6 separate regions of the Homo sapiens genome follow, and all the other regions are linked to region 1. A link is a contact called in ENCODE Hi-C or POLR2A ChIA-PET data. All regions are on one chromosome and are shown on one strand. Each heading gives the region's core, a stretch centred on a gene start or an enhancer-like site at or near the end of the contact. The rest is flanking DNA. Distances are from core to core; before and after follow the strand shown.

Region 1 (5,005 bases), core at 1,394-3,893:
AAAGAAAGAGTCTGTCTTGGCAACTACTCTTCTCTCAATCTGAGCTAGCAAACTGCTACAGCTAAACATTTTAAAATATTTTTTTTTGATGGGGGTGGAGAGAGCAAGGTACAAAGCAGACATCAATAAATAGAAGGCTTGGTTCAAACAGAAAAAGGCCTCCTTGGTCACTTTTTCTTATGATATAGTGAATCATTTTTTTCAGAGCACAAATACATCTGGAAGATTCACATTAGGTTCCCAGTGCCCATTCACTGGCTGAACTGGGAAAGAACTAGATATATGTGATTTTTAGGGACTTTAAAATAAAATACCTAAATCTTCAAGTCACTGGGTATTATAAGTTATAAATGAGGAGCAAGATCAGCAATTTGAAAGACAATGGGTATGCTGAATACAGGCCAGGGCTGCTGAAAGCTAAGCAGGTGGAGTCACTTACATGCTGGAGGCACTGGCAATCTAAGAATGCTAGTCTTGAGGTTTGCCATGCCTTGTGGTTTCAAAGATACAGATCATTAACAGTTTAAGTAGATACTTAAGGGGAAGGTCTTCCAGTTTTAGACTATATTTTCCATTCAATTTCTTAAGCTGTATTTCTTAGAGTACTACCTTAAAAGTGGTCTTAGGTTTTTTATCCCATAATATTCTACAGTTTTCACATTAAGATTTTGCTATTTCTAGCTTTTGGTCAAAACAAAACTAGGTTGAATTCATAAGAACAAACATCTCCTCTGGACGTGTCTGGGTTATACCAACAGTATATTTACTGCACACAGTGACCTCATGAACTAGGGAAGTGTCCTCTCTCAATGTAAGATAGCACCTGTCAATGTAAGATAGCACCTGTCATACAACTCAGAATGCAGACAAGTGAAAGGTCTTGGGGAGCTGACCTTAATTGCTTCTCTGGGTCAACAGGCCAGAACACCTAATAAGGACATGGAGGGGCTGACCTAGTAACAGCATCTGCATCAAAGAGAAACTACACTGTTCACAAGATTAACTTTCTGATACTAAGAAGGGAACAGTAACTTCCTTATTTAGAAGCTGGTGGGTTTTTACCATATTTCCTAAGGGGGTGAATGATTAGCAATCAAGTTCAACCCAAAGAAAGTGCCCATTAGAATCGAGCTATGTAATTACTAATATATGTCTTTAAGTTGTACAAACAAGCGTTTATATTTACCAGATCTTGAATTTTTTCGCTTGAAACCATCCTGGACCCTTTAATTCAACCACAAGTTTGCTTTCGAACTGAACTCACATAAATACGAGTAACACTTTGTCCTCATTTATTCTGAACATTCAGAAATAAAAAACTAAAATAAGAAACAACTTTTTTTTTCTTTTGCAGAAGCAAAGGGACTCAGTACCACAGGAAGTTCGCTTTTCTGTGTCACTATATCAAAAGCTACCACAAATGCAGACAATAACGGCTCTTTAATATTAAAGGGAAAAGCTAACCTGTCCAGCTACAGCAGCAAAGTAACCATACAGCGGATCCTGAGTTTGTCCGGGAAACGCAGGCCCTCCGGGAGCCCCTCCATACTGTGAAACAGGAAACACATACACGTCATTCTGCCGAATCAAGTTTTCTTCTTTCACCACTGAGGGCTTTTGTGCAAGGCCAGACAACTGCCCGCCTGCCCGCCCTTCACAAGGCTCACCTCCCCACCACCGGGCACACTCTGCCAACACTCCACCCCTCTCTTCCATTCACACCCCGTAATTTAAAAACTGGCGACTTAGACCATAAAGAGTTGCTGTGAAAGTGATGTCTACATATGTAAAGCAACTTTTAAAATCCCTATTAACCTGAAGGTTACTGAGGTGAGTGCAAACTAGGTAAGCCAACGAATGGCAGGGCTTCAAATTCTCCTTTTGTTGTTACAGCATTTATGGTATTTTAAGAGCGTTTTATGAACGATGGAAGGCTGGAGTTGGTAACATTCTGAGACGGGTGTAGCCTAGGGAAGAGTAAGGTGTCCGGCCGGGCTGTATCTCGTGGGTGGCGAGGGAACATTGCCTGTCTCGGAAACAGTTCCCAAGACAACGCGCATCCCAGACGCCCGGCGAGGCTGCCTTCCTACAGGTCTTTTACTTCAGCAGGTTTTCCCTTTTTTTCCGTCCCCCTTCTCACTCGTTTTTTGTTTGTTTGTTTGTTTGTTTGTTTGTTTGTTTTTTAAAGGGAGGAAGGTATATCATTCTAGAATAAAATGACTGTTGTTGCTCTGGGAGGCAACCAAGAAGGCGGGGGTGGGGTGGGGTGGGGGTCAGCCAACACCCAATTAACACGATTTCACGCCGCGTATCCGAGAAGCCGCAGGGTGGGCTTCTAGGGTCCCAATCCACCCTCACCTTGGCCCCGCAGGGCCATCCAGGAGAAGGGACGGGGAAACGTGGGGAGAGGCCGAACCCCAGGGGCCTAGGGCGAGGCCGCGAGCGCAGGGAGAAGCCGAGGGCGGAAGGAGCCCGGGTAGCCGCCCAGCAGCGCCTCACCCCGCTGGCCGCAGCATCTCCAAGGTGGCCTCTTAGCGCCCCGGAGCCGCCTGGGCCGCGATCCCGCGCAGTCAGCACTTACCCCGCCTGGGTAGTACCCGCCGCCGGCGCCAGGATGCCCCGGGTACGCCATGCTGCAGACTGCGCCGCAGCCGCCCTCGCCCTGTGCGCCAGGCCTCTCCGCCCCCTGCCCCGCCCCGCCCTGCCGCTAGGGGGCCGCCCCAGAGCGCACCACGCGGGCGTGGGGGACGCGCTCCGCAGTCGTCTCCAGCTCTTGCCTGTGCGCGCGGCCGTGGCTCCCCTGCCTGCGCGCTTCTTCGTATCTTTGCCATTACGGCGCTAATGCAGTGCACGACTGAAGGTCCAGTGGCGGCCTACGACCTGCGAGGCAATTCACACCAGGGACTTTCCTCCCTCCAAAACTAATGGCACATTCCAACACCAATACACCACCCCAGGAATTCTTTTTTTTTTTTTTTCCTTCGGACTTGGCTATTATCTGGCACATTTCTTATTTTAAACAACTTTATTGGACAGGACGGAGCTATTATAAGCGGAGCGCACCATCGCGAGGCAGGGGCTGGATGCGTTAGGGCAAGCCTTAGGTGCCAGTGGGTGAAGGAGTCTTTGAAAGATGGAAATACGAAAGCGCCCTTGGAAAATAAGAATTAACTTGACGAACTGTGTGCAAGGGAGAGTTTGGCTTGCTGTTGGTTGCAGAGTTCACTGAACGACAACGGCGTATTTCCTTCCTAGGGGACAATTCCTTGCCTGTTTAAGCTGAGCGTGACTTGTGTCCTGAGTAGGACAGAGGGCATTTTCCGGGCAGGACAGACTCACACATATCGTTCTTAGGAAAATGAATTGTTTGAATTATCTGGATGATTCAGACAAAACAATCCATTTCCCTAAAAGTATTCAGCTACTTTTTATATAAGAAAAGTTTAGAACAAACTAATAGTGTACTGGTAAGTATTCAGGAAGATAAGAGATAGGAACTTCTATGTAGGTTATTCTTCTTTACTTCATATATTTTTCTATCTTCCAGTTGAATAGTCCGAAGCAATTCAGGCGTGAGCTTTTTGTTTTGTTTTGTGTAATTTCAATGACAGAAAATTGCTTGCCCTTCACTGTTAAGGACTAGACTTAATGATTTCCTGAATTTTAACGTATTGAGAAACGCATTAATAAGCAAGATTCACAGTATTTGTTGTGGAGGTTGCACAGAAACATTTAAAGGGTCATCAACATTTCACAAATATTGGAGCACCCGCCAATGTGGTACTGTGCTTTTTCGCTGTGGTGGACGGGCTTCCTCCATTCTAAATTCGTGGGCTATTGTCCTCATTCGGTTCATTGTTTTTCTCTTGTGTGTAACTTCCCTCGCAAGCCCTTTTGAAAACCAAAGTCCGAATTGTGAGAAAAATTCTAATAGTCCCTGTTGTGGCATAGCAAAGACACTGCATGTTGCCTGTTTTGTGTTTGATTCAGGAAGCAGGTTACTGTTTTCAATCATCAAGGTAGCAATCATCAAGGTAGATGAGACATCTAATGAGTCCCCTGGTCTCTCTTTGGAAGCCTGTTTCTTCAGAAAGAGGTAACCGACTATAAAGAGTAGATGTCAGGGCCGAACTCGATGTTGAGTACAAGCTCAAGACTCAAGTTTGAAAGAAGTATAAAGCATATAAAATATTTTTAAGTACTGCAGAATTAGCTTCGTGGATAAACGGCTATACGAATTGGCATATCAGTTGTCCTTAGACATCTTCCCACTGCTTTACTGCTAAAGAATTGAATTTTTTTTTTAATTACACTTTAAGTTTTAGGGTACATGTGAACATTGTGCAGGTTGGTTACATATGTATACATGTGCCATGCTGGTGCGCTGCACCCACTAACTCGTCATCTAGCATTAGGTATATCTCCCAATGCTATCCCTCTCCCCTCCCCCCACCCCACCACAGTCCCTAGAGTGTGATATTCCCCTTCCTGTGTCCATGTGATCTCATCGTTCAGTTCCCACCTATGAGTGAGAATATGCGGTGTTTGGTTTTTTGGTCTTGCGATAGTTTACTGAGAATGATGATTTCCAATTTCATCCATGTCCCTACAAAGGACATGAACTCATCATTTTTTATGGCTGCATAGTATTCCATGGTGTATATGTGCCACATTTTCTTAATCCAGTCTATCATTGTTGGACATTTGGGTTGGTTCCAAGTCTTTGCTATTGTGAATAATGCCGCAATAAACATACGTGTGCATGTGTCTTTATAGCAGCATGATTTATAGTCCTTTGGGTATATACCCAGTAATGGGATGGCGGGTCAAATGGTAATTCTAGTTCTAGATCCCTGAGGAATCGCCACACTGACTTCCACAATGGTTGAACTAGTTTACAGTCCCACCAACAGTGTAAAAGTGTTCCTATTTCTCCACATCCTCTCCAGCACCTGTTGTTTCCTGACTTTTTAATGATTGCCATTCTAACTGGTGTGAGATGGTA
Region 2 (5,005 bases), core at 1,102-3,601, 4.3 Mb after region 1:
AATTCTATGATTCTAGGACAGTAGGTCTCAACTCTTTTGTGCATCCAAGTAGCCTGAATAAATTTTTTAAAATTAGAGATGCCTAAAGCCTATTCCCTAAGATTTTAGGTCTGATTTAATAGGTCTGAGGGTTGATCAGAACATCTGTATTCTTAAAAGCTTCAAGGTAAGTCTGACATAGGCCAGAAAACCATTGTTCCAACCCTTCTTCCCATTACTGCATGATCTGTATTATGCACTCAATGCTTCACCCCAAATAAAGTAATTCAAGTATTAACTCCCAACTTGTGAATCTTTCTGCTTTCATAATTATCTATGGCCTCTAACCCAAGAATTCTGGGAATCTATCCTAGACAACCAGAAATAAAATGATGTTTTCTAAACAAAGATGTGTTATTTTCAACGTCTGATTAAAATATAGTTTATCACTTCTAATGCCTAAAAATTAAGTACAATCTAAATGGTCAATCATAGTAAACAATTAAATAAATTATGGCAAATTTGTGCTAGAATACTAATTAACAACTTAAAATGATGACCTTTTAACAAAATAAAACACTCATAATAACATTAAATAAAAACACCAGGACACAAAACTGTACGTGTGTATACAGGACCTCATTTATGTTAAAAATAAAGATTAGAAACAAAACTGGAAGATTTGATCCAAACTGTCAACATTAGTCACCTCTAAGTTCTGGGATTATGGGTAACTTATTTTCTTGTTAATAATTTTCCATGCTTTCCAAATTTTCTATAAAACATAAATTCTATAAATTTATATAATTCATCGAGGAATAAATGTATAGATTTATGGAATCTATAAAGTAATAAACTTATTACATTGATAATTAGAAAGTAAAGTTGACCTATTCTGCTAATATGGGCTGAACAGAAACAGCAATTTGTTCCAGGGCTAAAGACATTTACATTTCAAAAAGATATGCATGAATTAATTCTTATAAGTACTTCCCGAAGGCTCAAAATTTAAAACAAAGATCAAGACCACTAAATTCTTAAACAGTGATGAATGTAAGGTAACAACTACATCTTAGGATCAAATTAGAGTTACTGTAAGAAAGCATTCCTACTATTAAGTGCAGATTTGAAAACATGTTGAAAAATCCCATCGAAGCTGACAGAGCACTGAACCAACTTCTACCTGGAACTTGGTGACAGTGACTGATTTGTCTCTAGCCATAAAGCCCATCAAAAACCAAAAGATTGTCTACTTAGTGGTAAAAAATAATAACGACGATGATAGGAGGATTCTGCTGAACTCATGTTTTCAGTGGACCAAAAATATCTTCCCCTAGGTATGGGGAAGTAACTCAAGTGGAAAGAAGGGATGCTTGAAATTATTGCAAACTCTATTCATTGCATAGATTAGCCACTGGTGGGTACCATGCATCCAGGATTTATGAGGATTTCAAATACGCCGTCCTTTTGCCCCCATAAGTACACTCAAACTCGTGAGACCATGTGCCTCTATTTTTAATTATGAAAATATGGACGCTGTATCTCCACCAGTGGTTAGAACTGTGAAACATCCTAACCACAACGTCCAGAAGGGCGACTGATCGCAGAGCTTCAAGTGATCTTAACTACGTTATGTGTTCCTAACACACTACAGCTGTGTTCCGCGTCAGCGACGCAGGGCAGAACCATCATTGTATTAACCTTTCCCGCTCATGGGACGCGGTGCTTAGTCCCCGGGAACCGACAGGGGCTCCGCCAACAACTCTGCGTCCCGCTCTCGCGGCCCGGACGGCAGCAGCGCAGGTTAACTGGAAATGGCTGGCAAGGAAAACACCTTTTAAAATAATAAAAACAAACCACTTCTCAGGAGCTTTTCCAGCCTGGAATAAGGAATATTTATAAAAACAGTGGTAGAATATTAGGACGTTTCTAGGTTCAGTTTCACCAAGTGAAAAGACCTGGGATAAGACGAGCCCAGGGCTGCACTGGACTTGTGGGATCCAGAGACTACCCAGAAGGGCCCTGCCGTCGAGGGACCCTGATCTCTGCGCGCTTCGGCGGCGCCCGGGTGGCAGCCGGTGTCCCGCCGCGTCCCTGAGAGGCTTCGGCCTCGTCCGACCCCAGGCTGAAGATCAGGTGGCTCGGGGCCGGCAGGTTACCTGCAGCAGATGCAGCTGGGCCACGAGACGCCGCGGCAGGTGGAGGAAGCAGTCGCGAGCGTTGGTGAAGGCCACAGTCACTGCCGCCCCGCCTCCCCCAGCACCCGCCAGGCGATCGCTGCCCCACATCGTCCCGGAGCGTCGCTCTGGGTTCGCCCACCCTAGCGCCGCAAAGGACCCGGGACCCGGCAGGCCGAGGACGTCGGAGCCGGAGGAGATCGATCGGCCCCGCCCCCTGCGGCCCCGCCCCCTCTCCCCGCTGCGCATCCTGCCGTAAGCCTGTAGTGGGTGGGACAAGAAAGCTTCTGTCACCCACCGCGCCTCTCCGCCGAGCCGCTCGGGGGCGGCACCTCGTTCATCAAATCTTCGCACGCAGGAAACGATGGCCGACGCTGTCGATTCTCCAGCCAATCCTGGCACTCCTTAACTCATCCCGCTCTCTTATTGGATAAAAGGGAGCTCAGTAGGGCGGATGTTGTCCTCCCTGCGAGGATCAAAGTAGGCAAGATGGCGTCGAGCGGCGGGGAGCTAGGGAGTTTATTTGATCACCACGTCCAGAGGGCGGTATGCGACACACGGGCCAAATATCGAGAGGGACGACGGCCTCGTGCTGTGAAGGTAAAGTGATTTTGGTTTCATTCGCTCTCCTCGGTAGCTTTATGTGAGTGCTAGCGCCATATGACCAGCCTACGGAAATAAAGGCACGACAAGGCTTCCGTCAGATCTGTCTCTCGTTAGAGCTGGCGTGAAGAACCCTCGGTCAGTTACCAAAGATTCTCACGACGCCTTTGGTCAAGTATTAGAACATCAACTCCACGAGAATAGGCCTTGGTTTTAGTCATTGGATCTTCTGTGTTTACAGTACTACTTGGCACAGGTAAGCACTCAGTGAATATTCGTTGAGTGATTGTTCCCAGTGACTTCTACCGACTCAATTTCTGGAAAAAAATGTCGACTGAAGGTAGTCTGTTATATGCCTTAGGTAGCCTCTCACATGGACTGTTATTCTTTATGCAGAAGGAATGGCAGAAATTTCATTTTGTGTTCTTTTGCTGACTGGGTTGAACAGATTATTTCTTGTTTTCAAAGTTCTCTTTAAAAAAAAATAGAGGCAGATTCGTCCTAGGCTTATTTGCGAAATACGTTTAATAACTCTGCATTTCTTTCAGGTATATACAATCAATTTGGAATCTCAGTACTTATTAATACAAGGAGTTCCTGCTGTGGGAGTCATGAAGGAATTAGTTGAGCGATTCGCTTTATATGGTGCAATTGAACAGTACAATGCTCTAGATGAATACCCAGCAGAAGACTTTACTGAAGTTTATCTTATTAAATTTATGAACTTACAAAGTGCAAGGTAATGTGCAAGTTAAGAAATGACTCATTTCCTCATTTCTTCCATTCATATTTCTGTCATTTTGGCCCCAAGTTTCCCTCATTCATAACTGAATTACCCCAAAACGTAATCTAGCATATCTTCCTCCAGCCTTTTTAAAAGTTAACTTTACTGAAACACTGTATCCATCACATCATTCCCATGCTTAACAATTTAATGTCCTGTAGCTTGGTAGAGTAGAAGTTGGGTTTGGCCAGGCACGGTGGCTCACGCCTGCAATCCCAGCACTCTGGGAGACCGAGGTGGGCGGATCACGAGGTCAGGAGTTTGAGACCAGCCTGGCCAACATGGTGAAACCCCCCTCTCTACTAAAAATACAAAATTAGCTGGGTCTAGTGGCGCAGGCCTGTAATCCCAGCTACTCGGGAGGCTGAGGCAGGAGAATCGCTTGAAACCGGGAGGCAGAGGTTGCAGTGAGCCGAGATTGCGCCATTGCACTCCAGACAGGGCAACAAGAGGGAAGCTCTGCCTCAAAAAAAAAAAAAAAAAAAAAATTTGGGTTTGAAGCCTGGGCGTGGTGACTCACGCCTGTAATCCCAGCACTTTGGGAGACCGAGGCAGGCAGATCACTTGAGGTCAGGGGTTCAAGACAAGCCTGGCCAACATGATGGAAACCCCTCCTCTACTAAAAATACAAAAATTAGCCGGGTGTGGTGGTGCGGACCTGTAGTCCCAGCTACTCAGGTGGCTGAGGCATGGGAATTGCTTGAACCTGGGAGGTGGAGATTGCAGTGAGCAGAGATCATGCCACTGCCCTCCAGCCTAGATGACAGAGCAAGGCTCTGTCTCAAAAAAAAAAAAAAATTCTGGTTTGACGCCAGGCACGTGGCTCACACCTGTAATCCCAGCACTTTGGGAGGTCGAGGTAGGTGGATCACCTGAGGTCAGGAGTTCAAGACCAGTCTGGCCAACATGGTGAAACCCTCACTCTACTAAATACAAAAATTAGCCGGCTGTGTTGGTGCAAACCTTTAATCCCAGCTCCTGGGGAGGCTGAGGCACAAGTATCACTTGAACCCAGAAAGTGGAGGTTGCAGTGAGCCAAGATCATGCCATTGCACTCCAGCCTGGGCAAGAGTGAGACTGTCTCAAAAAAAAAAAAAGAAAAAGTTGGATTTGATCCCAGCACTTTGGAAGGCCAAGGTAGGCAGATTGCTTGAGCCCAGGAGTTCGAGACCAGACTGGCCAACATGGCCAGTATTTTGTATTTTGTAAAAATACAAAAATCAAGCTGGGTGTGTTGGTGCATTCCTGTAGTTCCAGCTACTTGGGAGGCCGAGGTAGGAGAATCAGTTGAGCCCAGGAGGTGGAGGTTGCAGTGAGTCTTATGGGCCACTACACTCCATCCTGGGTGATGGAGTGAGACTCTGTCTCAAAAGAAAAAAAAAGTTGGGTTTGGAGTAAGTTTTCCATTTCCACTGCTTACTAGCTTCATGATCTTGGGCAAGTTATTTAACCTGTTTAAGTT
Region 3 (5,005 bases), core at 1,316-3,815, 4.0 Mb after region 1:
AAAAAGCTTCTCCCCATTTATTTGTCAGTAAATTTCTAAAAGAACATTAAAGAGTTTCTTTCCCAGCTATGTTGAGATGAACTTTCTTCAGTTTTTTAAAAACCATTAGGCATTAAAATTACCTGTTCATATTTAATGAGTTCCCTACTGCTGCAACTCTCAAGATAGACCATTTTCAAGAAAGGGTTTTGAATGTTATTTGAGAGGCGATAGAGTAATTTATCCTGTTTCTTCCACTGCAACTGAAAATGTCACTCTGTAACTTTTAATTCACTTCCCTAAATAATAATTAAAAAGTGCCTTATGATTGTAAAATTACCCTAAGAAGAAATTCTTTTAAAATACAGTAGCTTTTGGCATTTTACATAAACTTTAGCCTAAGATTAAAACAACCATTAAAATTATTGTACAAAAATTTTAAATAAAATAATTTAAATACTTTTCAAATTTATTTTAAATTCTAAAACTTTCCATTGATTTAGATCCAAAAAAACCCTACAGATATTTCACTAGAAAAAAATACAGTGACACATTAGGATAGAGACATTTCATTGTGTGAAAGGTTTTGAGGACGTTATCATTCTTTATCATTATATACTTCATGAAATTTTTTTCAGTTCAATTTTTTGTATAAAATCATTCTTAAAACCCACCTCATGCAACAGACCTTCCTACATCATGTGAAAAGGATGAGGCCTTTTTCTTCTCAGAATTTCTATTTAGCAATTACTTTTCACCACAGATTAACAATGACTTCAAGATAATAAACGTTTACAAATTATGAGACAGACGCATTGAAGACTGCAAGCCCCAAAAAGAAAGACATTGTATTGTGAATACACTGTATGATATATGGGCACAATTACAGAAACCATTTTATCTATTAAGGACCTAAAAGAAAAATCAAGTAACTCTTACTTTTCTAAAGACAATTTAAAGCAAATCAATTCCTGTCTTGGTCAACTCATGTTAAGAAAACATTTACTAGCAAAGTACTTTGTCAATACTCATCACTTCTCTAGAATATTTAATTAATACTGCACAGAAGCCTGAACTTTTAAAAGGTAAACAAATGTGATTTTAAAAAGACATAACTATGACAGTAACAGTATTTTGTTTTCTTAAACCAAATACTTTTTTACCATATCCCCAAAATATTCTTAAAATTCATTTTCAAGAACTATTCGTACTTGACTACTTAAAATCTACATTCTTCCAGTGACATGAAAGAAGGAAACAAAGGCTTAACAGGAAAATAACAAAAGTAACTAACATAGGAAGGTAAAACTGCTAAGGGAGAAACACAGACAAACTGATAGAAAATGAGTAGCTTGAACTAAAATACAAGAAAGGTATAACTAGAGTTTGCAATATGTTTAGACTGAGTCTGAGATGAGGGTTCAAGTGAATAAGTACAGGAAACGTGGCATTTTGTTATATGGCTCACTCCATTCTGGAAAATGTTAGGCACAAATGATAATATGCTCCCTAAGTAATAAGATCTTATAAATAAAGCAGTGGAAGTGGTCCTTAATTAGGGGGGTGGCACCTACCTGGGATCACTGGAAAATATGGAGGGCATTTCTGGTTGTCACTATGACTGATGAGGGGAGATGTACAACTGCCATTTAGTGTCCATGGAACAGGTTTGCTAACATCCTCTTAGTATGCTAGACAGCGTTTGCAAACAGAAACTGTAAAGGCACATATGCACTCCAGAAGGGTAAGAAAATAATGAGGCTGAGATCCTGAGTTGGACCACCGAGATGAAAGACTTCTGGTGAGGCTAAAAACATGTAGAAAAAGCGATGAAAGCCAAAAACCTTAAAAGGTGGAGAAAAGTGTAGAGGCGAGAAGTGAGTTACAGGGGGAGAAGTGAGTTAGAATGACAAGCTGTGAATCCCTTTCCCTGCAATGACAAAAATACGTAATCACTCTGCCTGGGAGGTTTTTTCCTGCGCCACCACCCGTCAACGTCCACTACTGGGGAAAAACGTAAGCCTCTTTGCTCAAAGAGTTTCCACCCAAAAAGTGGCTATGGTTTCTCTGTAACTACATGTGAAAAATAAACTCCTTGCCTGGGGCAACTAGATGTGGAGATGGTTCAGTCTCCCACCTCCGTTTTCCCTCGCTGGAGTCGAACTTGCTCCTCCTGTTTCCCGAAGGACACCGAGAGGTCCCACCCGTACGGGCTGCCGCGAGTGCCTCTCTGGCCGCTACATTCAACTAAATGGGTGGGACAGTCACCTGGCGAGGGGGGGCAGGGACCGTCACCGCTTTCTCATTCCTCCTTCCCTCCTCCCAGGCACAGCAGCCCGGCCCAGCTTCCTGTGGCAGAAAAACCCTCAGTCGCCAAAAGAAAGCCGTCTTGAGGGTTCCCCCGCGCTCCCACCCGCGCCCCAAAAGCTCAGGTCTCTGGAGTCGGAGACCCTCCTGCCCACCTGCTCTTTACTGTCCTTCCCTCTCCTCGCACCTCAGCACCATTCACCCCTCACCCTCTCCCGAAACTACGGGGTCCCAGGTCTTCAAAGGCCTTAGCTTTCCACCCCGCCGTTACCGTGGCTATGAAATCGCTTCCGGGTTCACACCCTTTGCAGCCTCGCGGTTGGCGGTGAAAGAGCTTCCGGGTCGGCGGCCGGGCTGCTGCCGTTCCTGCTCCTTTTCACTGGACCTGCAGTCTCTCAGGGGCTGGTGGCAGGCGACTAGGAGACTAGGGTGGTGGCGGTGGGGGTGCCAGCGGCTGAGCCGGAGCCGGAGCCGGAGGCGGGGGAGGGGAAGAGGGCGGCCGGGGCTGCGAGCGCGCAAGGCTGGAACATGAGCCGGGCTTGACCGCGAGGCGGAGGCAAGAGCCACCGCCCCCTCTTCCCCTCCCCCGAGTGAGGCGGCGCAGCGGCCGGAGAGGGATGGGGGGCGCCCACCCAGTCTGAGCCTCGCCGCGGGCGCCTTCGGCTCACGCAGCGCTTCCCGCGGGCCGCCAGTGCGCACCCTCGGCCACATCAGCCTCCGCCTGGCGGGTGCACCCGGGCCGGCGAGGAAGGGGCAACCGTCCGGGTGGGTGGGGCGGGCTGGGTACCTGAGGTCACCAGCTCGGCTGTAGAGGCAGGGGCGGCGGAGGCGGAACTGCGGAGTTGCTGGGTCCACCGACCCTTACCCTCAGCGAGAGAAGTAACCGTAAGTCTCAGCTTCGCGGTACAGATGTGTTTGAGGCTGCCTCTACCCATTTGTGGCTCCGAGTTCAGAGCTACCTACTTCACACCCTCCCGGATCTACTAGGAGTGTGTCTGTCGCCTGTTTTGGAGCATTGTTGTTCTGTCTGTCCCCATCCCTGAACAGGCAGCATTCTCTGCCCTACAGGGCTTTTCTCCCAGCGAATTTGCAAGCCTCCGGGTCTCCGTGACGCGTCCCATCCTCCCCATCTGGATGCATCTCCTTGTCCCTCTGTCCTCAAAGGATCTGTGTCCTTCCTCGCAGCCTCCCCCCCACCCCCATCCTTTGAGACGTGGAAAGCCACGGGTTCTGCCGACCTCGGGGGCTAGAGAGAGTCTTGAGAAGCGGATGGGTAAAAGTGCTCTGCAGGGCTGTGATGGGTGGGGATAGGTGCAGATGGCTCCAGTGAACCTTTATTTTTGCAGCTTCTGCCACCAAAACAAAAGAATGGAGCGCTCCCCTGTATTCTTATTCTTCTCCGTATGTATGAGCTGTTTTTCTGTACGTAGCTGTTTGAGTCGCAGGAAATTGAAACTAGAGCTGTAATAAAGCATCTCCTGAGGAGATTTTGAGAATTAGTCTCCCAAGCTCTATTCACACGGAATGGCATATCGAACAATCTTGTATTGGAATGACCATTTCAGAAGAGCTTTACTGGTAGATCTGACAGATAAATGTAAAGATAAGAGTCTGCTGTTTCAAATAGTGTATTTTAGATACCTTTAAATTTTAGTGTTCTAATTTTCATCTAGTTCTTAATTTGTGAAGTATGTGGGTATGTGTAAGGTGTAAAAATCTGTGTATTGGAAGGTTTTGCTTTGTTACAAGCTTTTGCTTTGTTGCTTTTGAGACAGACGTTTAAAGATCATATTAGATTGTATTTGATAATTATTTTCAATCATTAATTCCAGAGAAATCTTTTTTTGTATCAGCCACTCACAGATGTTACACACCTTGGTGCCTATGACCCTCCTGCTGCTTAAACTGTGAATGTCTTCAAAGTATATTTTCAGATTTTTGAACTAGGCGTTTTTTCTCATTAGAATTTGATTTGCTTTTCAAACTGCTCCTGCAGAACTTTCCAGAAATTAGATTTAAAAATAATTTTAATGCTGTCAGTGATTGGACAATAGCTCTTATATGACTTTATGCATTTGCTACTTTTCAGAGCACCATAGGAAGCAAACGATAATTTAAGAATAATTTTACTGTGTACTGCAGGTTGTCATTCTGCAAACTACTGTGTAGTGTAGACTGGTAGCTTTGGTGTTTTGTGTTGCTGAAAAACATTGTCATTTCATTAAGAAAGATGGATGTGTTTAATGACTTTTCCCCCCAACCTCCTTTCAGCAGTTGATTTTGGGCTATTATCTGATTTGTAACTTCTCACTGTTCACAGATTTTAATTTGAAGTAGGCTCAGGAGATGTAGCTCCAACTCTGTCTCTGGAAATGTACTTAGCACAGAAGCCAAGCACTGTGCAGAGTTGAGTGTATTATTAAGGGTGTGGCTTTTGCTTTCTGTAAAATTGTTCAGTTTCTGAATAAGAGTAGGGTGCTATAGTGAGGTGATGGGCGCTATCTTGGAGAAGTCTTAGAAAAAATGTTGTTGATTCTCTTTTCCTTGGGGTAGGATGGGGAAGATAGAACTATATTTTCCTATTTCACTGTTCCCTTGACCACTACACCGAGAATTTTGAGTTTTCAATATGTAAGGAGTCTGAAACTGTGCCAACTGTGCTGTAAACAAGGGCTCTAACAGGTAGGTGACTCCTGAAACATGGGAGGGAAGTTTTGTT
Region 4 (5,005 bases), core at 1,399-3,898, 3.9 Mb after region 1:
TGCCCAAGGAATGGAATTGGGGAGAAAATGTATGGAGGACTTTTCTACAAGAGAAAAAAATAGTAAATTCAATTCGTGTTTCATTTCAAGAGAGAAACCCAGTTTCGTTTCATGACCAAACAATTAAACAAAATAGCTATTAAGACTTCAAAAAAAAGTTACCAAAAAAAAAGGAAGCATCAGAAGTAACTTGAGAACAGCCAAATTGCAAATACCTCAAGAGAGTAGCTATTGTAGAAAAGAACAGAAACTCAAAACACGGTATAAGATAAACGACCAGATAAACACTAAGGCACTGTAAATTTAAATGATGGACACTGTCCAGAATATGTCCAATTATTATTGGTGTCTCCAGGCAACTTTTCTAACCATTAGTAGCAAAAAACCAAAAAGGTCAAACTACACTTGTCCCTTGGCATTTGTGGAGAACTGGTCCCAGGACCCCCTCACAGATTTGTATCCAGGGATCCTCAAGTCCCTTATATAAAATGGCAAAGTATTTGCGTATAACCTATGCACATCCTCTCATATACCTTAAACCATTTCTATATTACTTACAATACCCAATACAATGTAAAGGCTATATAAACTGTTATTAAACTGTGTTTTTTTATTTGTATTATTTTTTATTGTTGTGTTATTTTGTATTGGGTTTTTTTCCCCTGGGTATTTTAGATCTACACTTGGCTGAATTCCCAAATGTGGAATTCGTGTCCCCAGAGGGCCCACTATATTGTTTCTTCACTACTTACTACTACTACTACTCACAATTTTAGTCCCAGATACTTGCTTAAAGAAGGTATAGAAAAAGACAAGCAGTAACTTGTAGTATAGAAAGAAGGGAAATGTTTAAGAAGCTATATTTACTTCTCAGTAAACAATCAATCTCATGCTTCTCTCACTGCAAGTGAACTAGAGCCACTGATTTTAGAGTTTTTAAGAGAGTAGATCAGCTCTAGCAAGAACTCTAGCATTCTTCATAAAAGTTTCTTTAGATGCCACAAAATGAGACCTGCAGATTACAACATTAAGTATCCTGAAAATCAAACAAAATAATGAAAAAGGGTAATACTCCTCAATTCTCTGGTGGTCTCAAATAGAAAGGAGCACCACAACCTCACAGTACACCTCAGCTAATAGAACTATCTTTAAACACTAAAAGTAACTTTGTCTTCCCAGAGACAAATATCATTTCCTTAAAGATCCCATGTGTAGGAAAAAAATAAATAAATAAATAACTCTTTCTTATGCCTGGTATGGTTCAAACAAAAATTATTTTAAAAGCTACTTGGTCAAAAGTTTGTACATTGCATTGTCAGTAAAAGGGTAGTTTTCAAAAGCTACTTATTGCTGACTGTAAAAGGCACAATCAAATAACATTTGGGAGATTGAAAGCTAGGTTAATAAGGCTGTTAAATTGAAGAAAATGATTTTTTTTTTTTTTGAGACGGAGTCTCATTCTGTCGCCCAGACTGGAGTCCAGTGGCGCAATCTCGGTTTACTGCAACCTCCGCCTCCTAGGTTCAAGTGATTCTCGGGCCTCAGCTTCCCAAGCAGCTGGGACTACAGGCGTGTGCCACCACATCCAGCTAATTTTTGTTTTGTTTTGTTGTATTTTAGTAGAGATGGGGTTTCTCCATGTTGTTCAGGCTGGTCTGGAACTCCTGACCTCAGGTGATCCGCCCGCTTCGGCCTCCCGAAGTGCTGGGATTACAGGCGTGAGCCACTGCTCCCGGCCGAGAAACTGTTACATTATTAGCATCAGAGGAAGGCCCTTACCACACTCCAGTCACTACCATTACCACACTCTACACATCCTCCTTAATATGGGTATAAACCACCATTAGGGGCACTGCTACAGCCCACAGAACACTGAACCACACAGGGCAGCCTCCAGGATGACGGGCCAGCTGCCAACAGCATCTCCGTCAGGACCCCCACCAAGGGCCCCAACGACCACCGGGTCGTTCAAACCCACAGCCGCCAATCCAGCCACCGCCACTAGGGGCACCACTGCTGCGGTCAGTACAGACCGCTACAACCACAAATGCCGCAACCACGACCCCGTCTAGGATCAGATACACAGCCGGGGAGGCCAGCACCGCCCCCCAACACAAGGCAATGGCGGGTGCTACAGCCAGCGCCACCAGCAGCAGTGCCGCCGCCGCAGCCACTACTCCAGCCCCCAGCGCGCCTGCCACCAAAGCCACGCCAAGCATGGCCGCAGTCGCCCCCGCCCTTGCCATCCACTGAGCCGGTCGGGGCCACGGAGCCGCCCACGCCAGCCCTTCGGCCGCCTCAGCTGCGGCGCGCGCCCCACTCAGACCCTAAAGAATGTACGTACCACCCCTGCGGGCAGCTGGACCAGGTGGCCGGCGGCCAGACGGATCAGGTAGACCAGGCTGAGGGTGAAGGCGCAGGCGATCAGCAGCATGGACAAGAGGTTGCCGCCTGTCACCTTCTCCATCGCCTGGCCCAGCACCGACCCACCCGCCTGCAGCAAGCCCAGCAGCAGCATCCCAGCCGCCGCCGCCATTCACTCCGTCGGAAACACTGAAGGCCGAGGTCGCCACCGCTCCTCCCAATCGACGGAACGAGAGAAGCTGGCAGATGGTCGTCCACAGGGGGCCTTGCCCCAGGTCTCCTACTAAACCCAGCCCCACCCCTCGGGTCCCACGCGCGCCACCCCGTGCGTCACAGAATGGGGCGGGATGTTCCGCTGGCCACGCCCCTTAAATAACACTCTGTGAAGCCGTGGTCTTCTTGCGCGGGATAGGGCACCTGAGGAAGCGGGCTGCGCCTGTGGCACAGTGGTACGGGGCCGGAAGATAACTTACCTGAAGAGGCGATCAATCCCTGAGAATCGCGGGCGACCCGTTTTTTGTGTGCCCGGGTGCGGGGTGCCGGGACACGGCGTTGAAGGCGCTGAGCGGAGGGATCTCAGGGCGAGCTCGAGCGGCGACGGCGCGCTCTGTGATTGCACCGCGAGCGCCTGAGGTGATCTCGGCCTACATCGCGTCAGCGGGGCCTTGGGCGTGAGCACCGCCCCCTGTCCGGACGCAGGGTACTGGGGCACCTCGAACTGTGGCACCTCACCCTTCTCCGGGGCCACGTCTTGGGGACTCCGACAGCCCCAAATAAGCCCTCGGGGACTGGGGTTGTGAAAAGCGAGGTCGTGAAGACGCCGGCCTCATACCGAAGGGTAGGACGGTGAGGTCAGCCCCGTCCCACTCCAACTAAAATCAACCTGACAGGTATTAATATGCCACCATGAAGTTAACAAATGTTGGTGATTAAGTATGCTAGGTTTTACGAAAACAGATTTTCCAAAATAAATGTACATGTTTTAGGACGTCGCGAGCCGTTTGAGGCAGCATTCCCCAAGGACGCCACTTAGTCTGTAGGTTTAGCGGCTAGAAAGATTCAGAAGCTGAGTTCAGTCCTGCCGCCACAATCAATCTTCGCTCCTATGGCTTCACAGAAGCGTCTCCCATGACTACCAAATTTAACTCCTTCCAGATCACCCACGGGAGCACCTGACCGGATTCATTTATTTAATCAATGTTAAGAACTAGGTTTTGTGCTAAGCTAGGGGATAGAGCAGCGAATGAGACAAAACTGCAAGGCCCTGGGGGAATTAGTAGGAATATCCAGTGAAAGGGAAATTAATGAATTTTATAAGTATACTAATCAAGAAGTATATTCTTTTCCTTTGAGGTAGAATGTAATATAGCACCTCCCCTACCCAAGGCCTGGGTTAAGAGTATATTAACTGCTTATTTCTCCCCTATGCGTGGAGAGGCTTATCTGTGTTCCATCGTTTCACATTCCTTGAGGCACAGCGAGTTCTTGCTTCCCTCCCTAGCGCTGCTGTAAAGTCACAAAACTGATTAGCAAGTGTTACAAAAGCATGTATTCCCAAGGACGTAAGACATATGGTGTAACAAATGTAAGAGTAATTTACTGCCTTTGTTCTTGCTTCTGCAAGTACACTTCATGCAACACGTAACTCCCAACACAAACTGCTTAAAAGGTGATTGATCCCTTTGTTCGGGGCTCAGACTTTCTGGACCCTAGTCCGACTGAGCCGGTGATCACCTTAATAATAAAGGCTCTCCTGAACTCTGCTCGGTCTCTCCCGTCTATGATTTGTCCCGCAACACCAGTTGCCTGCGGAACACCTCTACCTAGAGAGCTAACACTCATCCCCGGTCAGTAAATCCAAAACTAAACCCGTTGCCTCCTCCTACCAACCTGTCCCTCCTATAATGCCTGTGAAGAAAAGGCATCACTGTGCACACTGTTGCCCTCTCCATGCTTCATCTAATCAGTCATCAGATCCTATAATTCTACCACCTTAAAAGTTTCACCGTTTCTTCCGTCCAGTCGCGGTGGCTCACGCCTGTAATCCCTGCACTTTGGGAGGCCGAGGCGGGAGGATCACCTGAGGTCAAGAGTTCGAGACCAGCCTCACCAACATGATGAAACCTCGTCTCTACTAAAAATACAAAATATTAGCCGGACGTGGTGGCAGACGCCTTTAATCCCAGCTACTCGGGAGGCTGAGGCAGGAGAATCACTTGAACCTGGGAGGCAAAGGTTGCAGTGAGCCGAGATTGCGTCACTGTACTCCAGCCTGGGCAACAAGAGCAAAACTCTGTCTCAAAAAAAAAAAAAAAAAAAAGAAAGAAACTGTGATATATATAAATATATATTTATATATTTATATATGGAATGGAATGCTACGTGGTCACAAAAAGGAATGAATGAATGGCATTTTCAGCAACCTGGATGGGATTGAAGACTATTATTCTAAGTGAAGTAACTCAGGAATGGAAAACAAAACATCATATGTTCTCACTCCTAAGTGAGAGCTAAGCTATGAGGATGCAAAGGCATAAGAATGACACAATGGACTATGGGGACTCAGGGAAAGGGTGGAAGGGGGTGAGGGATAAAAGATTACAAATTGGGTTCAGTGTATACTACTCGGCGATGGTTGCAC
Region 5 (5,005 bases), core at 1,035-3,534, 3.7 Mb after region 1:
CAATCTGGGCTCACTGCTTTGGCCTCCCGGCCTCAAGTGATCCTCCCGCCTCAGGCTCTGGAGTAGCTAGGACTACAGGCTCCCGCCACCACACCCAGTATTTTATTTTTATTTATTTATTTATTTATTTTGTAGAGACAGGGTTTCGTCATGTTGCCCAGGCTGGTTTCGAACTCCTGAGCTTAAGCGATCCACCCCGCTCAGCCTCCCAAAGTGCTGGGATTACAGGCGTGCACCACCCCGCCCAGCCTCCTCATCTCTTTCAAGTCTTTGCTGAAATATCTTCTGAAAGAATCACCTGAGTAAGTGAATGACATGACATGAATTAATGATTGGTATGACAAGTTATGACAGAATAGGTGCCATAAGGAAGAGTCAGAACACTAGTGCCCAATGCTTGCTCTTCTAATAGAAGTTAACACAAATCTAACTTTCAACATTGATTGAGCACCCATTATGTAAACTAGACATGTATATGATTGGCTGCTATCAGTGAAGGAAACATTGAAATAATCTTGTTGCTTTGGAAGGTATTCTTGAACATTCTCAGCACCTACAAACAGCTGACTTATTTAGTCACCGAGAAAGCAGTATCCTTTAACAAACAGGAATAGCTTTGGATACCCTGGGGCTTCCCCCTCCTAGGCAATCAGCATCTACACTCATAATCCCTCAATCCAGGCAGTATTTAAATCACTGCACTATTAGAACACTTAGTTCTAGTCCTTACTCTTAATTTGATGGGTGACTAAGTAAATCACTTATTGCCTCAATTCTTTCATCCCTATGATAAAATGTCTAATTTTACCTGGTTCCTAATTCAGGTTGAGATAACAGGACAATATGCACTTGGCTGTTAGAAGTTGGCAGAATGTATGCATTACGGAGCTTAAGAAAAAAATCTTTTTTAAAGCTAAGATTTCTAAATGAGGGCTATTTAAAACTCATCTTCAGTTTGTGGTAGACTTAAGGTCTTTATTATCTCCTTTTTTGTTTTTTAACCTCAATTTTTCACTTAACACCACTTCTACGCTTGAACTCATTTTAGCCTATTTTTTGTTCACAACTGCTAGTTTTTCAGTCCAACCTAGCTCAAAGCAACGGAGAAACATGATAAATCTGAGTAATCAACCAGAGACATTAAAATGTGTAGTTCACTCCAGGAATGGATGTGAGCATTGGAGGGCAGGGAGACGAACACAAAGGACTGAGGGAGCACATGTCGGGGAAACAAGGAAAGATAGTAATGTTAAATTTATAAACACTGCTCAATTCAATCCAAAAAGCGTTTATTGAGTGCAGAGCTCTGTGCTGGTCATTTTAGTAAAGCCAAGATGAGCAAGACTTATGATGAGTCTCTGTCATCAAGGAGCTGGGAGTATGAGCTGAACTAAGACGCACACAAATTATTAAAATATGGTGCAGGGTACTTAAAGGAAGTCCAAGGAGAAATAAAGCTGACATTATTCAGGACGTTTTAATATGTCAGGGCAGTCACATATATTAACAACCCTTCCAAAAATTCCAGGTAGGCTCAGGGAGGATAGGTAACTTGTCATTAACGCTAGAAAGTTAGTGTAGTCTGGCATTGTCCCTAACCGAGGTTCTAAAGCTCAGGCTCCTTTCAGAACACTACTGTTAAAGGGAAGCCCCAAAGAGTCGGGGGAGGGGACTAAGTTTTGACTGGATGTGTCTCGGTTGCCGTGGAGGGAACAAGAGGTCAGAAAAGCCATTTGGAGGCAGCGTGTGCGATGGGACTATAAGGATGAACCGGAGATTGAGTGGGAACCAGTGGAGGGAAGAGGGAGGGACTTTTCAGGCTAAGGAAGTAATAAGAGCAATTAGCTGCTCTCATAATTCTTGAGTCAAGCAGTTAATGTAGGTAGAAAACCTGGCGTCCGCCCCCCCACCACCCCCCACCGGAACTTTTCCGTTGGAGCTTGTAGGTGTTCGCCAATTTCACCATTAGGTGTGTTAGTTTTGTAACCTGAAGGAAAAAAAAAACTCATGTTTTAATAGCAGTGGATTCCTCGGACGGAGGGTGGGGGTCAGGCCAGGAGCCTCTGGCACACTCCGTCTCTCCTACCCCTCAGCTCGGCCGCCACCTGTGAGCCGTTGATGTGCGGGAAGGGCGCTCTCTACGGCGGGATCCTCGCTGGTAGGAGGCAGGTCCCAGGCCTGGCAAGGGTTGACCCCGGAGGGCTGGGCCGGGGCGGCACCCCAGGAGCACCTGCCCACGAGGCGGCTGCGCGGACAGACGTTCCAGCCCCTCCCGCCTCGCCGTGTGTTTACGTGGAGACGAAGATGGCGGCGGCGGCGGCGGTGACGGCGCTTCCCGTGCGGCTGAGGACGATCCGCCAGTGAGCGCGGAGACTGCTTCCACTTCGGGCGGGGGAGCGCCGGACCGAATCGGCTCTCTAGGCCGTGGAGCTTGCCGTCCCACCTCCGTCCAAATCGACCTTTCCTTTCTATCCCCAACCACCCCTCAACCCCTGTTTTCCCCTGCCTTCCTTGCAGAGGCCATGGAGGACGAGGAGAGACAGAAGAAGCTGGAGGCCGGCAAAGCCAAGGTAGGAGAGCCCGAGGCAACCGGGCCTGCGGTGGGAGGCGGTGGCTAGCACGGGGTGGGAGGGGGCCTGGGAAGCGGAGTTCGCCGCAGCCCCAGTGCACTGCCCGAGAGGGAGGTGCTGCAGGGTCTTAGGGTCTGCATCTCTCCTCGCCCTCCTCCTTTCCCCTTTTTCCAGTTGGGGGACAAAGCCTTGTGCTAGCTGATAATACTTCCGCGAGGATTGAATATTGTGGCTCCTTTCTCGTGAATGTCCAAATAAAACTCCCCTTTTACTGTATTGCTGTAAACTAGTGTTTAGTTGCTTCTAAACCTCCGATCTTTCATTTTTTTAAGGAGTTTTCTGGGTGGTGCAGGCATTGTGCTTTCCAGGGTGGGGATTTAGGGCTTTTCTTTATTGGGTTGGGGATTTGTGCGCTGATCATCAGCTTGTCTTCCTTAGGTAGCACGCTGGCACTCTTGGGTGTGTGTGATTGGCCTGTGACAGCTGTCTCAGCAGTGGCTTGTGTGTGCCACAAGTGCCAGCTGTGAACTTGGCTTTAGGGGCGTTTTTAGAAGCGTGTCTTTGTATGTTTGTACTTGAAGGTCTTTGTCATGGCATGCGCTTTTGTGTCCTATGGAATGTTAATGCAGTCTGTGAATGGAACTTCTGAGGACCGAAAGGTTCCATATGCCAACACCTATAGAATTCCTGCTTTAAATAATTTAGTTGTTATATATCTCTCTGGCGAATCCTGGTTGTGTGTGTGTGTGTGTGTGTGTGTGTGTGAACGGTTATGGAAAAGCCTGTAAAGCAAACAATACAATACACAATTATACACAGGCATCGTTCATTGGGCTTCATGAGAAATTTAACATATACAGAATATAAGCTGCGTAGCATATTTCTTTTAAAAATTACATATTTGAGCATATATTTTGTCTGGGCTCAAAAGCCCCCTTCCTCCCTTCAATGAAGTCTTCTTTTATGGATTATATTATTTTTAGAGATAATTGTTAGCAGTCATACTTGGACAAAAATTGTATTACAGGTAACTGTTTTTCCTCTCTTCCTTTCTCTTCTCCTCACATAAACAAAGGAAACCAGGTTAGTGATTTATTATCAATGAAGGGCCATACCGCAGAGATGCAGTGATAGAAGCTCAACACAAGTTTGTTAAATGAATATATATATAAAAACTAGCTTCATATTTCTAAAATATAGTTGACTTTCCTATAAGCTCCCTCTATTTAAGATCAAGGTTTAAATGCTTGTATATAGCCAGGTAAATTTTTACTTTCGAATCTATAAATGGTGGGAAAGGGGAATCAGGGTATCTTTAGAAGTCCAAAGCCTACACTTGTGCAATCTGAGGGGCTGAGCAAGCTCTATGCATCTACGGAAGTAGTGGAGGTGAAGTGTGTGCCCCTCCAAAAGCATTGAAGATCTGATTAGATGTCTTACTTGTCTGTTACCTCACAATTTTTATTGCCTGCCCCCAGAAATGTCTTTCCTGAATATATGTGAAGCAGTCCTACAAAACATGGTTTACTTTGGACATACACATTTCATAATAGAGGATTTATTTAAATTGCTTGCAGTTGTAGTTGATGTGGCAAAATACAATTCTAGTTTCTTTGTGTGTTTCTTTATCTTTCAGAATTCTATGTATGGGGTAAAAACCTGTTTAAGGTGAATTTTTGTTGTAAAAGATTATCTTCTTTTAGAATTTAGCCCTTTTTCCAGTAAGATATAAATCTATGAGACTTGTAAGGCAAGGTGTGTTTGCTGCAACATTAGCTATACAATATAAAAATGCTGACATTGGGAGCCTGGGGCGAGAGGATTGCTTGACACCAGGAGTTCAAGACCAACCTGGGCAACATAGTGAGACTCTACAAAAAATTAAATAAAAAAAAAAAATAGCAGGGCATGGTGGTGTGCGCCTGTATGTAGTCCTAGCTACTCAGGAGTCTGAGGTGGGAGGATCACTTGAGCCCAGGAGTTCGAGGCTGCAGTGAGCTATCATCATGCTACTGCACTCCAGCCTGGGCAACAGAATGAGATCCTGTTTCAGAAAACAAACAAACAAAAAAAAACCCCTGGAAATAACTTTTAAAGACAACACGAAGGGAATCATTTTCTAAGTTATATAAATATGATGGAATATTTTAAAGCCATTAAGATTATGAAGACTGATAGGAATATGAAAAATAGTGTGAAAAGGGCATTATCAAAAATAGTATGTACATTATTTCATTTGTATAAACGTGTGCTTTCAGATTAGAACTGAAAAACTCTGGATTATAATTTTATTCAGCAAACGTATATTGAATCCCTATTTTATACCTAGAGGTGGTGACAGTGTCTGCTCTCAAGTTGCTCACTGTTTAGTGGGAGAGACAGACTCTGGGTGATAAGTACAAAGAGGGATGAGCTGCAGTAGGATTTGGGGGATA
Region 6 (5,005 bases), core at 1,437-3,936, 3.0 Mb after region 1:
TAATTGTAGATTGCAGAAAATTAACTCATTTCTCGATGACATTTTTGGTTGCTTCCAGTTTCATAATCTGGTAAGAATGACATTTTTTCTCTCTCTCTCTCTAACTCTAGCTGTACTTCTGAGCCTCCTCGTAGTAAACTTCACTGTCAGGTGAAACATAAAACAAGTTCAAGAATTTCAGTAGAACAACTTTTGAAGCAAGAGAGTGTCTTCTACTCTGAGAAACAGAACTGAGTGCTCTGCCATATCTCTGTGCCCCAACCCCTTAGGGGAGAAGGAGAAGGATTTGGAGTGATGGTAGGGATGGATGGATGTTTAACACGTGATGCTTCTTGGTAATTAACACATCAGAATAAATTCACTTTTCACTCAGCCTAGTCAGCTCGAATGACTTGAGAGAATAGAACACAGGACAGGTTAAATCTTTCCAAGACAGGAGTGATAGGAGAGAGATGGCTTGATAAAGTTCCTAAACATGGGATACTATCAGCAGAGGAATGAGCATCAGAGTGGAAAGGCTAGAGAAAAAGTGTCCCTGGGAGCCTGGGGGCCAGGATGCTAGAGTGAAAATGAACACTTATTGAACGGTTCAAAGGACTTCAGAGAGCTGTGCTTCCCAACCTCCTTTTCAATATCAAAATGTGTCATAAATTACAGTCAACACACGTACACATGCTCACATAATTGTGCATTTAGTACCTGTTGCTTTAAAAAAATGCTAGCAATCAAATACTTTAAAGCAAAAATGCATTTTATGAAGGTACTGCTTATATAAACATTTGAAAAACAATAACATATGTATCTGAGACAAACAGATGTCATTTTGCTTTAGCAGGTAAAGATATGACTGCACCTTCTTTATAGACACCAACATGCTGGGTAGTGAAATTCTCAGAGACTTGTTAGCATGTAGTACAAGTAACACCCATCTAAGTAGTAACCTTTATGTGTAGATGAATGTTAAAGCTTCCTAATGACAGCCTGCCTCAGGTGCCCTCTTTCAGTCACCCTGGAATCACTCCCTGCTTATGTGGGGAAAGTGACCTTCAATAGTTTTCTATTTTCTGTATAATTTGGCCCAAACGTTTTAGTCTGGATTAAAACCTTTTCTCCTGCCTCCCCTCAAAGTGCCTCAGCTACACTCACCTCTCTGGCCCCCTTCAGCAATTCAAGTGAATTTGAGCTTTAATCTTTTGCACCTTGCACCTACCTCTCCGTCAGAACCCCATTTCATCTGAGCTGGTTGCTTTCTATGTGCCTTTTTGGCTTTGGGATGGACACTGTAACAAGTGATTTGCATTTCTGTGCCTCACTGTACTATGCCCCTCTCTAAGGCTGGCACAGGTCTCCTTCATTTTATACTCTACGACCTAAGAGTGCTTATAGCACAATGGGTGGTTGGTATCTATTAAACAAATGAATGTGTAAATGAATGATAGAAAGTAATTGGTGAAAAGTACGCTGAGATAGAGTCTGATCACAGGCAAAAAAAAAAAAAAAATGGAAGAATTAATAGTCCAATGGCACTTTTCTTATAAAACTGAATTACATAGTCAAACCATCATTTAAAATAATCTTACAAGGAAAACAACATTAATGTGCGTCTGTTGAGACGGATTATGCTGTTTTGGAATTAGGAAGAGAATGTGCAGTTCGCTGTTTGCTTTCAGACTGTTTGTTTGTTTTGTTTATTAAACTGGCGTCTCCAGCTCTGCAGCCCAGCCTGTGGAACCTAAATGGCCCAGGTCCCAGGAGTTCCCATCGGAGCCGTGGGCGTCCCCAGGGTTTAGAAAGGCTCCCCAGGGGCCCAAGCTGCCGGCGAGTGCAGCTCCCGCCGGCGCCACCTCTGCGGTCTGGAGCGGCGAGGACGATCCCAGAGAGGCGCCCCCACTGCCTCGGTCGTCGGGTTCTTAAGTTTTTCTCTCCAAAAATTTAATGGATAGTTTTCTTTTGCTTCTGTTTCTGACTTGATTAAAGAGGCGGAAAAAAAGGAGTTTGACTCCAAGAAGAATGATAGTAGCAGAAGGCGCATCTGGCTTTACTTTCCAAATTCCATCAAAGTTTGTGTTTTGTTTCATTTGACAGCGATCCCGTGAACGTCTCCTCTGGGGAAATGGCGCGACCAAAGCCCGCCAAGCCCAGCCTGCGAACTGGAGGATTTATTAATGTAATATGTTAAACAAAACCTCGACAGACACAAACTCAAAGGAAACCGTGCGCTCCTTAAGTCAAAGGCATCTGTTCTGGAAGCAGAACCCGGTTTGCTGTTGGTAACCAGCGTTAAGAGCAGGATTTTTAAACATGATAATGGATAAAATAAAAGAAAAGCGAAGTCCCGCGGTCCTCTGACTCCTATTCATTATCTCCAGCAGCATATGGGACCATTCTCCTACGTATCCTCGCCTTTTTCTTCTGAAAAAGCAAAAGCAACCAAGCCTGTCCCGCTTCAGAGCAATCCTACTCTTTGTGCCTGAGTAGTGCCACCACCACTACTTCCTCCTCCTCCCGCCTCCTCCTACCCCGCCCTCCTGCCGCTGGCTTTCGCTCTGGCGAGGAGGCGGCCGGCTCCCTTTGCGCCGGGAAGCCGGAGCCGCGATTGGGCGACGGTCCCTGAGCCTCCAGTTCTGCGTCGGTTTCAAGGCTCCTCCCTCCTGGTGAAAGACAGACTACGGGGCGCCTGGAAACCGGTCCGAGGGCGCGCGAGGCAGAGGAGAGGGAGCGAGTTGAGGGATTGACACAAATGGTCAGGCGGCGGCGGCGGAGAAGGAGGCGGAGGCGCAGGGGGGAGCCGAGCCCGCTGGGCTGCGGAGAGTTGCGCTCTCTACGGGGCCGCGGCCACTAGCGCGGCGCCGCCAGCCGGGAGCCAGCGAGCCGAGGGCCAGGAAGGCGGGACACGACCCCGGCGCGCCCTAGCCACCCGGGTTCTCCCCGCCGCCCGCGCTTCATGAATCGCAAGTTTCCGCGGCGGCGGCGGCTGCGGTACGCAGAACAGGAGCCGGGGGAGCGGGCCGAAAGCGGCTTGGGCTCGACGGAGGGCACCCGCGCAGAGGTCTCCCTGGCCGCAGGGGGAGCCGCCGCCGGCCGTGCCCCTGGCAGCCCCAGCGGAGCGGCGCCAAGAGAGGAGCCGAGAAAGTATGGCTGAGGAGGAGGCGCCTAAGAAGTCCCGGGCCGCCGGCGGTGGCGCGAGCTGGGAACTTTGTGCCGGGGCGCTCTCGGCCCGGCTGGCGGAGGAGGGCAGCGGGGACGCCGGTGGCCGCCGCCGCCCGCCAGTTGACCCCCGGCGATTGGCGCGCCAGCTGCTGCTGCTGCTTTGGCTGCTGGAGGCTCCGCTGCTGCTGGGGGTCCGGGCCCAGGCGGCGGGCCAGGGGCCAGGCCAGGGGCCCGGGCCGGGGCAGCAACCGCCGCCGCCGCCTCAGCAGCAACAGAGCGGGCAGCAGTACAACGGCGAGCGGGGCATCTCCGTCCCGGACCACGGCTATTGCCAGCCCATCTCCATCCCGCTGTGCACGGACATCGCGTACAACCAGACCATCATGCCCAACCTGCTGGGCCACACGAACCAGGAGGACGCGGGCCTGGAGGTGCACCAGTTCTACCCTCTAGTGAAAGTGCAGTGTTCCGCTGAGCTCAAGTTCTTCCTGTGCTCCATGTACGCGCCCGTGTGCACCGTGCTAGAGCAGGCGCTGCCGCCCTGCCGCTCCCTGTGCGAGCGCGCGCGCCAGGGCTGCGAGGCGCTCATGAACAAGTTCGGCTTCCAGTGGCCAGACACGCTCAAGTGTGAGAAGTTCCCGGTGCACGGCGCCGGCGAGCTGTGCGTGGGCCAGAACACGTCCGACAAGGGCACCCCGACGCCCTCGCTGCTTCCAGAGTTCTGGACCAGCAACCCTCAGCACGGCGGCGGAGGGCACCGTGGCGGCTTCCCGGGGGGCGCCGGCGCGTCGGAGCGAGGCAAGTTCTCCTGCCCGCGCGCCCTCAAGGTGCCCTCCTACCTCAACTACCACTTCCTGGGGGAGAAGGACTGCGGCGCACCTTGTGAGCCGACCAAGGTGTATGGGCTCATGTACTTCGGGCCCGAGGAGCTGCGCTTCTCGCGCACCTGGATTGGCATTTGGTCAGTGCTGTGCTGCGCCTCCACGCTCTTCACGGTGCTTACGTACCTGGTGGACATGCGGCGCTTCAGCTACCCGGAGCGGCCCATCATCTTCTTGTCCGGCTGTTACACGGCCGTGGCCGTGGCCTACATCGCCGGCTTCCTCCTGGAAGACCGAGTGGTGTGTAATGACAAGTTCGCCGAGGACGGGGCACGCACTGTGGCGCAGGGCACCAAGAAGGAGGGCTGCACCATCCTCTTCATGATGCTCTACTTCTTCAGCATGGCCAGCTCCATCTGGTGGGTGATCCTGTCGCTCACCTGGTTCCTGGCGGCTGGCATGAAGTGGGGCCACGAGGCCATCGAAGCCAACTCACAGTATTTTCACCTGGCCGCCTGGGCTGTGCCGGCCATCAAGACCATCACCATCCTGGCGCTGGGCCAGGTGGACGGCGATGTGCTGAGCGGAGTGTGCTTCGTGGGGCTTAACAACGTGGACGCGCTGCGTGGCTTCGTGCTGGCGCCCCTCTTCGTGTACCTGTTTATCGGCACGTCCTTTCTGCTGGCCGGCTTTGTGTCGCTCTTCCGCATCCGCACCATCATGAAGCACGATGGCACCAAGACCGAGAAGCTGGAGAAGCTCATGGTGCGCATTGGCGTCTTCAGCGTGCTGTACACTGTGCCAGCCACCATCGTCATCGCCTGCTACTTCTACGAGCAGGCCTTCCGGGACCAGTGGGAACGCAGCTGGGTGGCCCAGAGCTGCAAGAGCTACGCTATCCCCTGCCCTCACCTCCAGGCGGGCGGAGGCGCCCCGCCGCACCCGCCCATGAGCCCGGACTTCACGGTCTTCATGATTAAGTACCTTATGACGCTGATCGTGGGCATCACGTCGGGCTTCTGGATCTGGTCCGG

The links. A loop is a pair of places that touch in the nucleus more often than their neighbours do. ChIA-PET counts read pairs that join two places held with the same protein, here RNA polymerase II (POLR2A). Pooled maps may share reads with other maps.
Region 2: a map of naive thymus-derived CD4-positive, alpha-beta T cell shows a loop between it and region 1 (22-fold over the local background). The contact joins the promoter of PEX1 here to the promoter of SRI in region 1. A Hi-C loop is called at or near these places in 1 of 168 maps with a recorded cell type or tissue (naive thymus-derived CD4-positive, alpha-beta T cell), 2 of 37 single-sample maps with no recorded cell type and 11 of 50 pooled maps.
Region 3: a loop to region 1 is called in a map of naive thymus-derived CD4-positive, alpha-beta T cell, with 25 times the contacts of the local background. The contact joins the promoter of KRIT1 here to the promoter of SRI in region 1. A Hi-C loop is called at or near these places in 1 of 168 maps with a recorded cell type or tissue (naive thymus-derived CD4-positive, alpha-beta T cell) and 9 of 50 pooled maps. POLR2A ChIA-PET finds 5 or more read pairs at or near these places in 1 of 52 experiments (A673).
Region 4: a loop to region 1 is called in a map of naive thymus-derived CD4-positive, alpha-beta T cell, with 15 times the contacts of the local background. The contact joins the promoter of CYP51A1 here to the promoter of SRI in region 1. A Hi-C loop is called at or near these places in 1 of 168 maps with a recorded cell type or tissue (naive thymus-derived CD4-positive, alpha-beta T cell), 1 of 37 single-sample maps with no recorded cell type and 7 of 50 pooled maps. POLR2A ChIA-PET finds 5 or more read pairs at or near these places in 2 of 52 experiments (activated CD4-positive, alpha-beta T cell and activated CD4-positive, alpha-beta memory T cell).
Region 5: a map of B cell shows a loop between it and region 1 (16-fold over the local background). The contact joins the promoter of AKAP9 here to the promoter of SRI in region 1. A Hi-C loop is called at or near these places in 2 of 168 maps with a recorded cell type or tissue (B cell and naive thymus-derived CD4-positive, alpha-beta T cell), 1 of 37 single-sample maps with no recorded cell type and 8 of 50 pooled maps. POLR2A ChIA-PET finds 5 or more read pairs at or near these places in 1 of 52 experiments (activated CD8-positive, alpha-beta memory T cell).
Region 6: a loop to region 1 is called in a map of chondrocyte, with 10 times the contacts of the local background. The contact joins the promoter of FZD1 here to the promoter of SRI in region 1. A Hi-C loop is called at or near these places in 1 of 168 maps with a recorded cell type or tissue (chondrocyte), 1 of 37 single-sample maps with no recorded cell type and 10 of 50 pooled maps.

Annotation. Positions count from the first base shown.
Region 1 is chr7:88,217,395-88,222,399 of GRCh38, forward strand. It overlaps SRI (sorcin), which reads right to left and starts at 2,644. Exons shown (of 8, transcript NM_003130.4): 1 at 2,582-2,644; 2 at 1,465-1,548. The coding sequence starts at 2,632. It overlaps SRI-AS1 (SRI antisense RNA 1), which reads left to right. Exons shown (of 3, transcript NR_120517.1): 2 at 1,355-1,830. RefSeq lists silencers at 1,630-1,719, 2,367-2,866.
Region 2 is chr7:92,526,169-92,531,173 of GRCh38, forward strand. It overlaps PEX1 (peroxisomal biogenesis factor 1), which reads right to left and starts at 2,352. Exons shown (of 24, transcript NM_000466.3): 1 at 2,139-2,352. The coding sequence starts at 2,267. RBM48 (RNA binding motif protein 48) reads left to right here and starts at 2,627. Exons shown (of 5, transcript NM_032120.4): 1 at 2,627-2,756; 2 at 3,308-3,498. The coding sequence starts at 2,646. RefSeq lists enhancers at 1,771-1,950, 2,551-2,930 and a silencer at 2,181-2,410.
Region 3 is chr7:92,243,349-92,248,353 of GRCh38, forward strand. It overlaps KRIT1 (KRIT1 ankyrin repeat containing), which reads right to left and starts at 2,566. Exons shown (of 19, transcript NM_194454.3): 1 at 2,442-2,566; 2 at 1,554-1,823; 3 at 654-801. ANKIB1 (ankyrin repeat and IBR domain containing 1) reads left to right here and starts at 2,626. Exons shown (of 20, transcript NM_019004.2): 1 at 2,626-3,171. RefSeq lists an enhancer at 2,447-2,741 and a silencer at 2,672-3,061.
Region 4 is chr7:92,131,829-92,136,833 of GRCh38, forward strand. It overlaps CYP51A1 (cytochrome P450 family 51 subfamily A member 1), which reads right to left and starts at 2,649. Exons shown (of 10, transcript NM_000786.4): 1 at 2,345-2,649; 2 at 1-44. The coding sequence starts at 2,536. CYP51A1-AS1 (CYP51A1 antisense RNA 1) reads left to right here and starts at 2,735. Exons shown (of 3, transcript NR_122110.1): 1 at 2,735-3,254. RefSeq lists enhancers at 1,984-2,810, 1,985-2,034, 2,195-2,244, 2,615-3,274, 2,811-3,637.
Region 5 is chr7:91,938,578-91,943,582 of GRCh38, forward strand. AKAP9 (A-kinase anchoring protein 9) reads left to right here and starts at 2,285. Exons shown (of 50, transcript NM_005751.5): 1 at 2,285-2,570. The coding sequence starts at 2,523. LOC124901698 (a long non-coding RNA gene) reads right to left here and starts at 2,274. Exons shown (of 2, transcript XR_007060431.1): 1 at 2,087-2,274; 2 at 1,273-1,987. RefSeq lists enhancers at 1,826-2,387, 2,426-2,575 and a silencer at 2,116-2,225.
Region 6 is chr7:91,261,747-91,266,751 of GRCh38, forward strand. FZD1 (frizzled class receptor 1) reads left to right here and starts at 2,687. Exons shown (of 1, transcript NM_003505.2): 1 at 2,687-5,005. The coding sequence starts at 3,135. RefSeq lists an enhancer at 2,472-2,651 and silencers at 2,772-3,281, 3,372-3,431.